Regions from separate parts of the Homo sapiens genome. Here region 1 is linked to region 2. Evidence: read pairs that join two places in POLR2A ChIA-PET (ENCODE). Cell type or tissue: OCI-LY7. All regions are shown on one strand. Links, peaks and the distances in the headings refer to the core of each region. The heading gives the core; the rest is flanking DNA.

Region 1 (5,374 bases), core at 52-5,051, 51 kb after region 2:
TTAAATGGATTAAGGGCGGTGCAAGATGTGCTTTGTTAAACAAATGCTTGAAGGCAGCATGCTCCTTAAGAGTCATCACCACTCCCTAATCTCAAGTACCCAGGGACACAAAAACTGCGGAAGGCCGCAGGGACCTCTGCCTAGGAAAGCCAGGTATTGTCCAAGGTTTCTCCCCATGTGACAGTCTGAAATATGGCCTCGTGGGAAGAGAAAGACCTGACCGTCCCCCAGCCCGACAGCAAGGGTCTGTGCTGAGGAGGATTAGTATAAGAGGAAGGCATGCCTCTTGCAGTTGAGACAAGAGGAAGGCATCTGTCTCCTGCCCGTCCCTGGGCAATGGAATGTCTCGGTATAAAACCCGATTGTATGCTCCATCTACTGAGATAGGGAAAAACCGCCTTAGGGCTGGAGGTGGGACCTGCGGGCAGCAATACTGCTTTGTAAAGCATTGAGATGTTTATGTGTATGCACATCTAAAAGCACAGCACTTAATCCTTTACCTTGTCTATGATGCAAAGACCTTTGTTCACGTGTTTGTCTGCTGACCCTCTCCCCACTATTGTTTTGTGACCCTGACACATCCCCCTCTCGGAGAAACACCCACGAATGATCAATAAATACTAAGGGAACTCAGAGGCTGGCGGGATCCTCCATATGCTGAACGCTGGTTCCCCGGGTCCCCTTATTTCTTTCTCTACACTTTGTCTCTGTGTCTTTTTCTTTCCTAAGTCTCTCGTTCCACCTTACGAGAAACACCCACAGGTGTGGAGGGGCAACCCACCCCTACAGATTCATTTGTGAATCAGTGTTCTAAGCCAATCATGACTGTTTTAACTTCCTAGCCTCTTGTACTAGACATTTGACCCAATTCAGGCCAATCACTCTTAAAGTGGAAGTCTGCTGGGGGGATTTCTGGAAAAGCTTTTGCTGCCCTGATGAAGAGACAGATACAGTTAGCATGGCCCTAGACATTTCTCTCACCTTTGCTTGCCTCGAGCCCCAGTGTGATGATTAGAGCTATGGCAGCCATCTTGTGCCTATGAGGCCGAAGCATCAGAATAAAAAGGTCAGTATAGGGATGGCAAAGTCAAGTTCCCTCATGCTTGCAACTGCCTGCTTCGAGCTTGTGTTCCATGAAAAACAAAAAAAAACAAAAAAACACACACACAACGAAACACCTATTTGTTTACGTCTCTGTTGATCGGATTTTCTGGGGGTTTTTTTTGTTATTTTTTGCAAGTGAATGTATTCGTAATCAACACAAACAAAGGAAGACAGGGCGCGGTGGCTCATGCCTGTAATTCCAGCACTTTGGGAGGTCAGATCACTTGAGCTCGGGAGTTCGAGACCAGCCTGGGCATCATAGCGAGACTCCCATCTCTATAAAAAAAAATAAGAATATTAGCTGTGCATGGTGGTGCATGCCTGTAGTCCCAGATGAGTTGGGAGAAGTGCTTGAGCCTAGGAGGTGGAGGCTATAGAGAGCTGTGACTGCACCACTGTATTCCAAGATGAGTTGGGAGAAGTGCTTGAGCCTAGGAGGTGGAGGCTATAGAGAGCTGTGACTGCACCACTGTATTCCAGCCTGGGCAACAGAGTGAGACCCGGGTCTCAAAAAAAAAAAACAACCATACCAAACACCATAAAGGCAGAATGATCTGGCCAATCAGGGGCATCACATGCTCAGAGATTTCCACAAATAGTTCCTCAAGATTGCTGCCTACCCAGCCCACTACTGGGCCTTTGTGACATCCGCAAATCAGGCCCAGGCCTTCCCCTCAAGGGGCTCACAGTCCATCAAGAAAAAGAACACAAATTTTGTAACTGGTACAAACTATCACACAACTCTCAGGGTGGAAGAAATCCCTTTACTTTTAAGGATCAAATTAAGGCCTACTCAAGGCCCCACTTGCCAAGGTTGGCAAAAACTACAAGAGTCTAATGGAGAATGGGGTGGGCGAGGAGGGTGGAATAATTAAGGATCAGCCCTGGATCTTAGGAGTTAAACAGCCCTGAAAAACTGAAGGGGAATTTTGTCTTTCACCTTGGACGTTCCTGCTGACCCACCAGTATTAGTTAAATAAAATTAGTTGCTGTAACAAGTAAAGCTCGAAGGCCCACGGCTCTACACGATGAAGATCTATTTCACATCTGTTTCATGTCACAGTCCAACCAGACGGGATGGCAGGCCGGGGAGGCTGCATAGTCACTCAAGCACCCAGGCTCCTTCCGTCTGTGGCTCTGCTGCCCTGTAGGCCTTCAGCGTCCTCTGGCTCAGCTAGGATACTACTGGGAAGGAGAGAGCCTGGGTGGTGCGAGAATTCCATGGCCAGGCCTGGAGTGGTGACATTACTTCCTATCACACTCCATTGGCTGGAACCTGTCATGTGGCCACACCTACCTGCAAGGGGCCCTGGGAAATGGAGTCTCCACATGTGCCCAGGAAGAAGCCAAAACATGGATATCCTGGGCACCACTTGGCCCTTCAGAGGTGGAAGGCAGCGAGGTGCCCACTTACCCTCCTGGGAGGCACCACCATCTCCCAGCTTGGATTCAAGGGAGGGCAGGTCTCCTCCCCTTGAGGAGCCCACAGGCCCCATGATCCATCCAGGGATTCAGCCAGACCGAGGGCTCCCTTCTTCATCTCTGCAAGCACCTGCCTACAGCTCCTCCTCACAGCCCAGCTGGCCAATGTCCTCCATGCACCTGCACCTTCCCGGCATAAAAACCTGAGCATGGGCCATCTCCAGAGCCCACCTAGGCCCGGGAATGCCCTCTAATGCCGAAACACACACACACAACTATATTTCCACCTATAATTTGGACAGTTTCTCAGCCTTGGCACTGTTCTATTTTGGGTTGGATAATTGTTGGTTGTGAGGGCTGTCCTGCACATTGTAGAATTTTTTTTTTTTTTTTTTTTTTTTTTTGAGATGGAGTCTTGCTCTGTCACCCAGGCTGGAGTACAGTGGTGTGATCTCAGCTCACTGCAGGCTCCACCCCCCAGGTTCATGTCATTCTCCTGCCTCAGCCTCCCGAGTAGCTGTGACTACAGGCGCCCACCACCTCACCCAGCTAATTTTTTGTATTTTCAGTAGAGACGGAGTTTCACTGTGTTAGCCAGGATGGTCTCGATCTCCTGACCTCGTGATCCACCCGCCTTGGCCACCCAAAGTGCTGGGATTACAGGCGTGAGCCACCGCGACCGGCCCCTGCACATTGTAGACTTTTAGCAGCTTCCTTGGCCTCTACCCACTAGATGTCCATAGCACCCCCATCCCCACCCAGCTGTGACAATCAAAAGTGTGTCCAGACTTTGAAGAATGTCCCTAGGGTGTGTGTGTGTGTGTGTGTGTGTGTGTGTGTGCCAAAATCAGCCCCACGCAGTGGCTCACACCTGTAATCCCAGCACTTTGGGAGGCCGAGGCAGGCAGATCAGGGGGTCAGGAGTTTGACACCAGCCTGGTCAACATGGTGAAACCCCATCTCTACCACAGATACAAAAAATTAGCCGGGCGTGGTGGCGTGCACCTGTAACCCCAGCTACTTGGGAGGCTAAAGCAGGAGAATCGCTTAAACCCAGGAGGCGGAGGTTGCAGTGAGCCGAAATCACGCCACTGCACTCCAGCCTGGGAGACAGAGTGAGACTCCATCTCAAAAGAAAAAAAAAAATCAGCCCTGCTTGAGAACCAGAGTTAGCACATGCCAGAAGTTTAGATGGGAAAAATTGCTTTCTCCTTGGTGGAGGTGGGAGGTGCAGGGAGTTGGGGGAGAGGCACTTGTGGTTCCCTGATGTGTCTGTACCATCAGAAAGTAAAACCAACACGGCATTTCATTTTCCATAAAGATCATCATAGTTAAAACAATAACTGAATGAGCCAGGTGTGGTGGCTCACACCTGTAATCCTAGCACTTTGGGAGGCCGAAGCAGATGGATTACTTGAGGTCAGGAGTTTGAGACCAGCCTGGCCACCATGGTGAAACCCCATCTCTACTAAAAATACAAAAATTAGCCAGGTGTGGTGGTGCATGCCTGTAATCCCAGCTATTTGGGAGGCTGAGGCAGGAGAATTGCTTGAACCCAGGAGACAGAGGTTGGAATGAGCCAAGATCACGCCATTGCACTCCAGCCTGAGTGACAGAGCAAGACTCTGTCTCAAACAAACAAAACCAAAAAAACAGTAACTGGATGAGATCAACATTGTAATGAGGTCTCTGCTAGGCTGTGGGGGCTCAAAGGCAGGACTGACAGAATCAACTCTGCATTGGGGGGAGGCTTTGCACAGGACAAGACAGTTCAACCAGGTTGTGAAGGCTTGAAGGAGTTTGCAAAAAGGGTGACAGGAGAAGAGTTTTCAGTGGGTTTGCAAAGTTCCCCAGACATGAAAGAGCATGGTGCATTCTGGGAACTGGAGATAATTTAAATGGCTGGAGTTGGGGTGGGTACAGGGTGACCACCTTCTCCTGGATTTGGTCCCCTCCTCTCTGTTTCCATTGTCCCCCACAGGCCCCTACTGTCCCACTGGTCACCTGCTTGGCTTGTCTCACACATGGTAGATGCTCAGTAGACGCTTGCCAGTCTCTCACACATAGTAGATGCTCAGAAAATTGAATGAATGAGCAAATCAATAAATGAAAGAACTGATTCATGGAAGGGTCTCATACACCAGCCTGGGAAGATGGGATTTTGGTTTGGGCAGTAGGGAGTCATTGCAAGGTTTTGAGCAAGGGAGTCACCTGCTCCTGGGTGGAGGGTGCTTTGGAAAGGATGGAAGCTTGAGAAAGCCAGCTGTCTGGATTGTCCAGGTGCCAGCTGATGAAGCCTGAGCAGTGCTATTTCAGAGGAACAATTACGGGAGTCGATGACTGATTAGTCGTGACAGGGAGCAAGAGGGAGGGGTCTGAGTGGCGCCTGGATGTCTGGTTAGGGTGACTGGGACCTAGGATGGGGGAGGGCTGGGGTCAAGAAATAGGGAGTGGAGGGGAAGGAGTAGGAGGAGATGGGGTGAGGTGCCTGTAAGAGCTCCTCAGAGGAGTCCAGCGGGTGGATAGAGTTCAGAGTCTGAAGGAGAAGTCTGACTAGGAAGTGGAAAAGTAGAAGTCATTTATGTGTAGTGACTGGAAGAAAAAGCATGTAGTTCCATTTCCAAGGAACTGGCTTTAGCTATTCCCGCATACATACAAGGCAACAGCAGCAGCACAGATGTTTGGAGCAAGAGCAGATCTTTCCTAGAAAAACACTTTAAAGAGCCCTTGATTCCATAAAGGAAAGGCCTTGGGGTTGCCTGGAAGCGACTTCCTAGGGAGATGGAATGACGTTTTCCCTAGAGATGGAGTGGAGTAGGACTATGGGATGAAGGGCTGGAGGGACTCG
Region 2 (5,374 bases), core at 179-5,178:
TCTGACCTGGTGGCCCTGGGTTGGTCACTGCACCTTTCTCAGCCTGTTTCCCCCTCAATAAGCACAGCAGGTTGCAAAGGGCACTCACACTCGCTATTTCATTTAATCCTCCTGTGATCCTGTACCAGCAGCTGCTCACTCAACTCATATTTAGAGTCCACTCTGTGTCAGGCCCTGGGGATACAGCCATGAACAGAGACTTCCTCCGCTGAGGGTCTCCAGTCTCCAGTCTGGTGGGAGATGGACAATACACAAACAAGCAAACAAAACCAGAGACTCCAGTGGGTGCTGGGAGAAGGAACAGCAGGAGGAGGGCACAGAGAGTGATGGGGTGGAAACTGAGGACAGGGTGGTCAGAGAGGTGACTTATGAGCAGAGGTTCTGAGGAAGGAGGCCAGAGTCATGGGAAGAGCATCGCAAGCATCGCAACAGTAAGTGCAGAGGCCCTGAGGCAGGTGGAGGTTCATGTATCTGTGGCCCAACGAGCAGGCCGCGCACTGCAGCGGTGTGGGTGGGATGGGCAAGGCCACTGCCATTTGCAGTTTGTGGATTCCAAGGCAAGTGCACTGGTGAAAACAGCCCATTGTTCATCCACTGATGAATGGAGAGGCAACATGCGGTATGTCCAGACAAGGAAATAGTATTTGTCAATAAAAAGGAACAAATGGCCAGGCGCGGTGGCTCATGCCTGTAATCCCAGCACTTTGGGAGGCCAAGGCGGGCAGATCACTGAGATCAGGAGTTTGAGACCAGCCTGACCAACATGGAGAAACCCTGTCTCTACTAAAAATACAAAATTAGCCAGGCTTGGTGGTGCATGCCTGTAATCCCAGCTGCTTGGGAGGTTGAGGCAGGAGAATCGCTTAAACGCAGGAAGCGGAGGTTGCAGTGAGCTGAGATCGTGCCATTGCACTCCAGCCTGGGCCACAAGAGTGAAACTCCGTCTCAAAAAAAAGGAACAAGCTACTGGTACGTACAAAAATATCAGTGAATCTTAAGTGGATTATGCTGAGCAAAAGTAGCCAGCCTTGAAAGGCTGTAGGCTGCAGGATTCTATTATGTGACATTCCGGGAGTGACAAAATGATAGGGACAGAAAACTAATCAGCGGTTGCCAGGAACTGGGGATGGGGAAAAGGCTGACCTGACCACAAGGGGGCTTGAGGCAGTTATGTGATTTGACACATTTGTCAAAATCCATAGAATTGTATGCTAAAAATTGATGAGTTTAATTGTATGTAAATTATACGTAAATATACCTGGCCACACACCAACACCCAACATCTCACAAAGCTTGGGGCTGAGTGACCCTCCCACCTCCCGGAGAGCTCGTGAGAGCAGCTCTGGGAAACACACTTTTCTTCAGGTCCTGTCATTTCATTTTCAACTGCCTTGTCCTTAATCTGTCTTTGCCGTGAATATAGTAGTTTATTTTCTTTTTTGTTTATGTTTTTGTTTTTGTTTTGTTTTGAGATGGAGTTTTGCTCTTGTAGCCCAGGCTGGAGTGCAATGGCGCGATCTCAGCTCACTGCAACCTCCGCCTCCTGGGTTCAAATGATTCTCCTGCCTCAGCCTCCTGAGTAGCTGGGATTATAGGCGCATGCCACCACGCCCAGCAAATGTTTGTATTTTTAGTAGAGATAGGGTTTCACCATGTTGGCCAGGCTGGTCTTGAACTCCAGACCTCAGATGATCCACTTGCCTCGGCCTTCCAAAGTGCTGGGATTACAGGCATGAGCCACTGTGCCCAGCTGGTAATTTCTCAGTAAATATTTGATCAACCGATCTGGAAATGCTTCGCATCCAAAACTGAGGGCCCTTGTTCTCAGCTGCTGAGGAAAGACCAGGCAAAAGCGTCAGGGGCTTGACCAGGAGGGGTGTGTGCGTATGCTCGTGTGTGTGTGTGTGTGTGTGTGTGTGCACGTGCGCATGTGTGTGAGGCAGGGCTCAGTGCACACCATGCTGAGTGTTTTTAGCAGAATGTGGTGGTCCATGGAGGGCATGAGCACCCCAGTTCTCCTTCCTGGCACCAGCCAAGGTGAAGTGCGCTTCTTCACGCGCTTCAAGGTCAAGGCTGTCTGTAACTTGCTTTGGCCAATGAAATGTGAGCAGAAATGAGGATGTCACTTCCCGGAAGCAGCTTCCGGAGTTGGTGTGCAATTCTTCACTTTCCTTTCCCTGAGCTGGTGAGACCCCATCAAAACAGAATCTCAGTCAGCCTGGACCCAGACTGGCTGCACCATGTAGTGTCTTCCTGCTCCCTGGTCAGACGTAGCATGAGCAAGAAATCAACTTTTGCTCTTTATGTATGTATGTATTTTTTTTAATAGACTTTCTTTCTTGTTGGAGCAGTTTTAGATTCACAGCCAAACTGAGTGGAAGTTGCAGAGATTTCCCATGTCCTTGCTGCCCCCACATGTGCACAGCTCCCCACCCCCATTGTCAGCACCCCCCGCCAGATGGTACATTTGTTCCAGTCCTGAACCTACATCGACACATCATTATCACTGGAAGTCCGTGGCTTAGGTTAGGGTCCCTCTTGGTGTTGTTCATCTGTAGTTATAATGCCATGGGTCATACTGACTTGTTCCACGGCCTTGCAATTTCTCTGTGCTCTGCCTATTCATCTTCCCCATAAACCCTGACTTTTTTTTTTTTTTTTTTTTTTTTTGAGACAGAGTCTTGCTCTGTCTCCCAGGCTGGAGTGCAGCGGCACAATCTCGGCTCACTGAAACCTCCACCTTCCAGGTTCAAGTAATTCTCCTGCCTCAGCCTCCCGAGTAGCTGGGACTACAGGTATGCACCACCACGCCCGGCTAATTTTTGTATTTTTAGTAGTATGGAGTTTCACCATATTGGTCAGGCTGATCTTGAACTTGTGACCTCGTGATCTGCTCACCTCGGCCTCCCAAAGTTTTGGGATTACAGGCGTGAGCCACTGTGCCCTGGCCACAAACCCTGACCTTTTTACTGTCTCCATAGTTTTGCCTTTTCCAGAATGTAACATATTTAGAATCACACAGTATGTGGCCTTTTCAGATTGGCTTCTTTTACTTAGTAAAATTCATTTAATATTCCTCCATGTCTTTTCGTGGCTTACTAGCTCATTTCTTTTTAGCGCTGAATAATATTTCATTGTCTGGGTGTGCCACGGTTTATTTATCCATCCACCTACTGAAGGACATCTTGGTTGCTTCTAAATTTTGGCAACTATGAAAAAAGCTGCTATAAACATCTGTGTGCTGGGTTTTTTGTGGATATATGTTTTCAACTTATTTGGGTAAATACCAAGAGGCATGACTGTTGGATCACATGGTAAGAATCTGTTTCATTTGTAAGAAAATTGCGTGTCTTAACTCAGGCTGCCATAACAAAATACCACAGGCTTTGTGGCTTAAACAACAGAAATTTATTTCTCACAGTTCCGGAGGCTGGAAGTCCAAGATCAAAGTGTGGGCAAGGTAGGTTTAATCCCGCAGCTCTTCTCTGGGCTCAGAGATGGCTGCCTTCTCGCTTTGTCCTCACAAGGTGGGGTGGGGAAGAGAGAGAGGCAGCCAGCTCAGAGCTTGCTCTCATGTCTCTTCTTATAAAGACACTCATCCTATTGGATTGGGGCCCCATCCCTATGATCTCATTTAGCCTTAATCACCTCCATAAAGGCCCTGTCTCCAAATAAATACAGTCACAAAGTGGGCTGGGGCTTCAGCATACGAAATTTGAGAGAACAAAAACATTCAGTCCATAACACTGCCAGACTGTCTTCCAAAGTGGCTGTATCATTTTGCATTCCCACCAGCATGAGTGAGAGTTCCTGTGGCTCCACATCCTCACCAGCATTTGATGTTGTCAGCATTCTGGATCTTGGCCATTCTGATAGGTGTGTAGAGGCTCTCACTGTTGTGTTAATTTGCATTAACCTGATGATGTATGATGTTGAGCCTCTTTTCATATGCCTTTTTGCTTTCTGTGTATCTTGGGTGAGGTGTCTGTTTAGATCTTTTGTTTTTTAGAGATGGGGTCTTGCTATGCTGCCCAGGCTGAACTTGAACTCCTGGGATCAAGCAATCCTCCTGCCCTACCCTCCTTAGTATCTGGGACTACAGCAGTATGCCACCACATCCATCCCTATTTTTTAACTGGATTGTTCATTTTCTTACTGTTGAGTTTTAAGAGTTCTTCATAAATTTTGGATAACAGCCCTTTATCAGATATGTCTGTGGCAAATATTTTCACCCAGTCTCTGGCTTGGCTTTTCATTCTCTTGACAGCCTTTTGTAGAGCAGAGCAGAAGTTCTTTATTTTAATGAGGTCCAACTTACTAATTCTTTCTTTCACAGATTGTCCCTTTGGTGTCGTATCTAAAAAGACATTGTGCGACCTTGATTGATTGATTGATTTATGGAGACAGGGTCTTGCTCTGTCACCCAGGCTGGAGTGCAGTGTGGGCAATCACAACTTGCTGCAGTCTTAAACTTCTGGGCTTAAGTGATCCCCCTGCCTCAGCCTCCCCAGTAGCTGGGACTGCCAGTGTGTGCCACCATGCCTGGCTAATTTTTAATTTTTTTGTAGAGACGTGGTACTTCACTATATTGTCCAGGCTGATCTTGAGCTCCTGGCCTCAACTGATCCTCCTGCCTCTGCCTCCCAAAGTGCTGGGATTACAGGCATGAGCCATGCACTGCCCAGGTGCAAACTTTGTTCTTAAAAGCTGGCCAGGCACAGAGGCTCAATGCCTATAATCCCAGCACTTTGGGAGGCCGAGATGGGCAGATCACTTGAGGTCAGGAGTTCAAGACCAGCCTGGCCAACATGGTGATACCCCATCTCTACCAAAAAATACAAAAATTAGCAGAGCATGGTGGCAGGTGTCCGTAGTCCTAGCTACTCAGGAAGCTGAAGCAGGAGAATTGCTTGAACCTGGGAGGCGGAGGTTGCAGTGAGCCGAGATCATGCCAGCCTGGGCAACAGAGTGAGACCCTCTCACCACTCACAAAGCTGCAGCTGGAGCCAGTGACACTGCTGTAGGGACACGTGCCTTTGCAGCAGGGAGGAGCTTCTCCCACACTTTCCCACCAGAAAGCATTCTGGTCACACATGTCAGTGAATCTAATGGTCAGAGCCAAGTTCACATCTAGAACCGAGCTGCAAGGGAGTCTGGGACTATGATTTCAGGTTTCCAGACTCACTATTCAGGAAAGCATATGAAAAGGAGGTAGGGACAGGGGCTGTAGGCCACTTGACTTTGGTCAATGCAGGGGGGCAGTGGGAATTGAGGGGGGGTCACCACTGCAAATGAGAAGAGGCAGAGCATGAGACATGGGAAGGATACCAGGAGGGGTGAGCAGGCTCAGACTGGGTAGAGGGTTGAAAGGAAG

Evidence for each region. Peaks named below come from ENCODE experiments on the same cell type or tissue, not always from the same donor. Only the 100,000 strongest peaks of a DNase experiment are listed, where the experiment ranks them.
Region 1: POLR2A ChIA-PET joins it to region 2 with 6 read pairs; 4 of 35 experiments call an interaction of 5 or more read pairs at or near these places.

Annotation. Positions count from the first base shown.
Region 1 is chr17:17,606,342-17,611,715 of GRCh38, reverse strand. No RefSeq gene overlaps it. Among named protein-coding and RNA genes, the nearest start is that of PEMT, 17 kb to the right of the region's middle. In OCI-LY7, for the core only: no CTCF peak of the experiment used is centred there; a DNase peak (open chromatin) is centred at 2,395.
Region 2 is chr17:17,657,784-17,663,157 of GRCh38, reverse strand. No RefSeq gene overlaps it. Among named protein-coding and RNA genes, the nearest start is that of SMCR2, 17 kb to the left of the region's middle. RefSeq lists an enhancer at 1-55. In OCI-LY7, for the core only: a CTCF peak has its summit at 1,142 (motif pointing right); no DNase peak of the experiment used is centred there; H3K4me3 peaks cover 256 bases.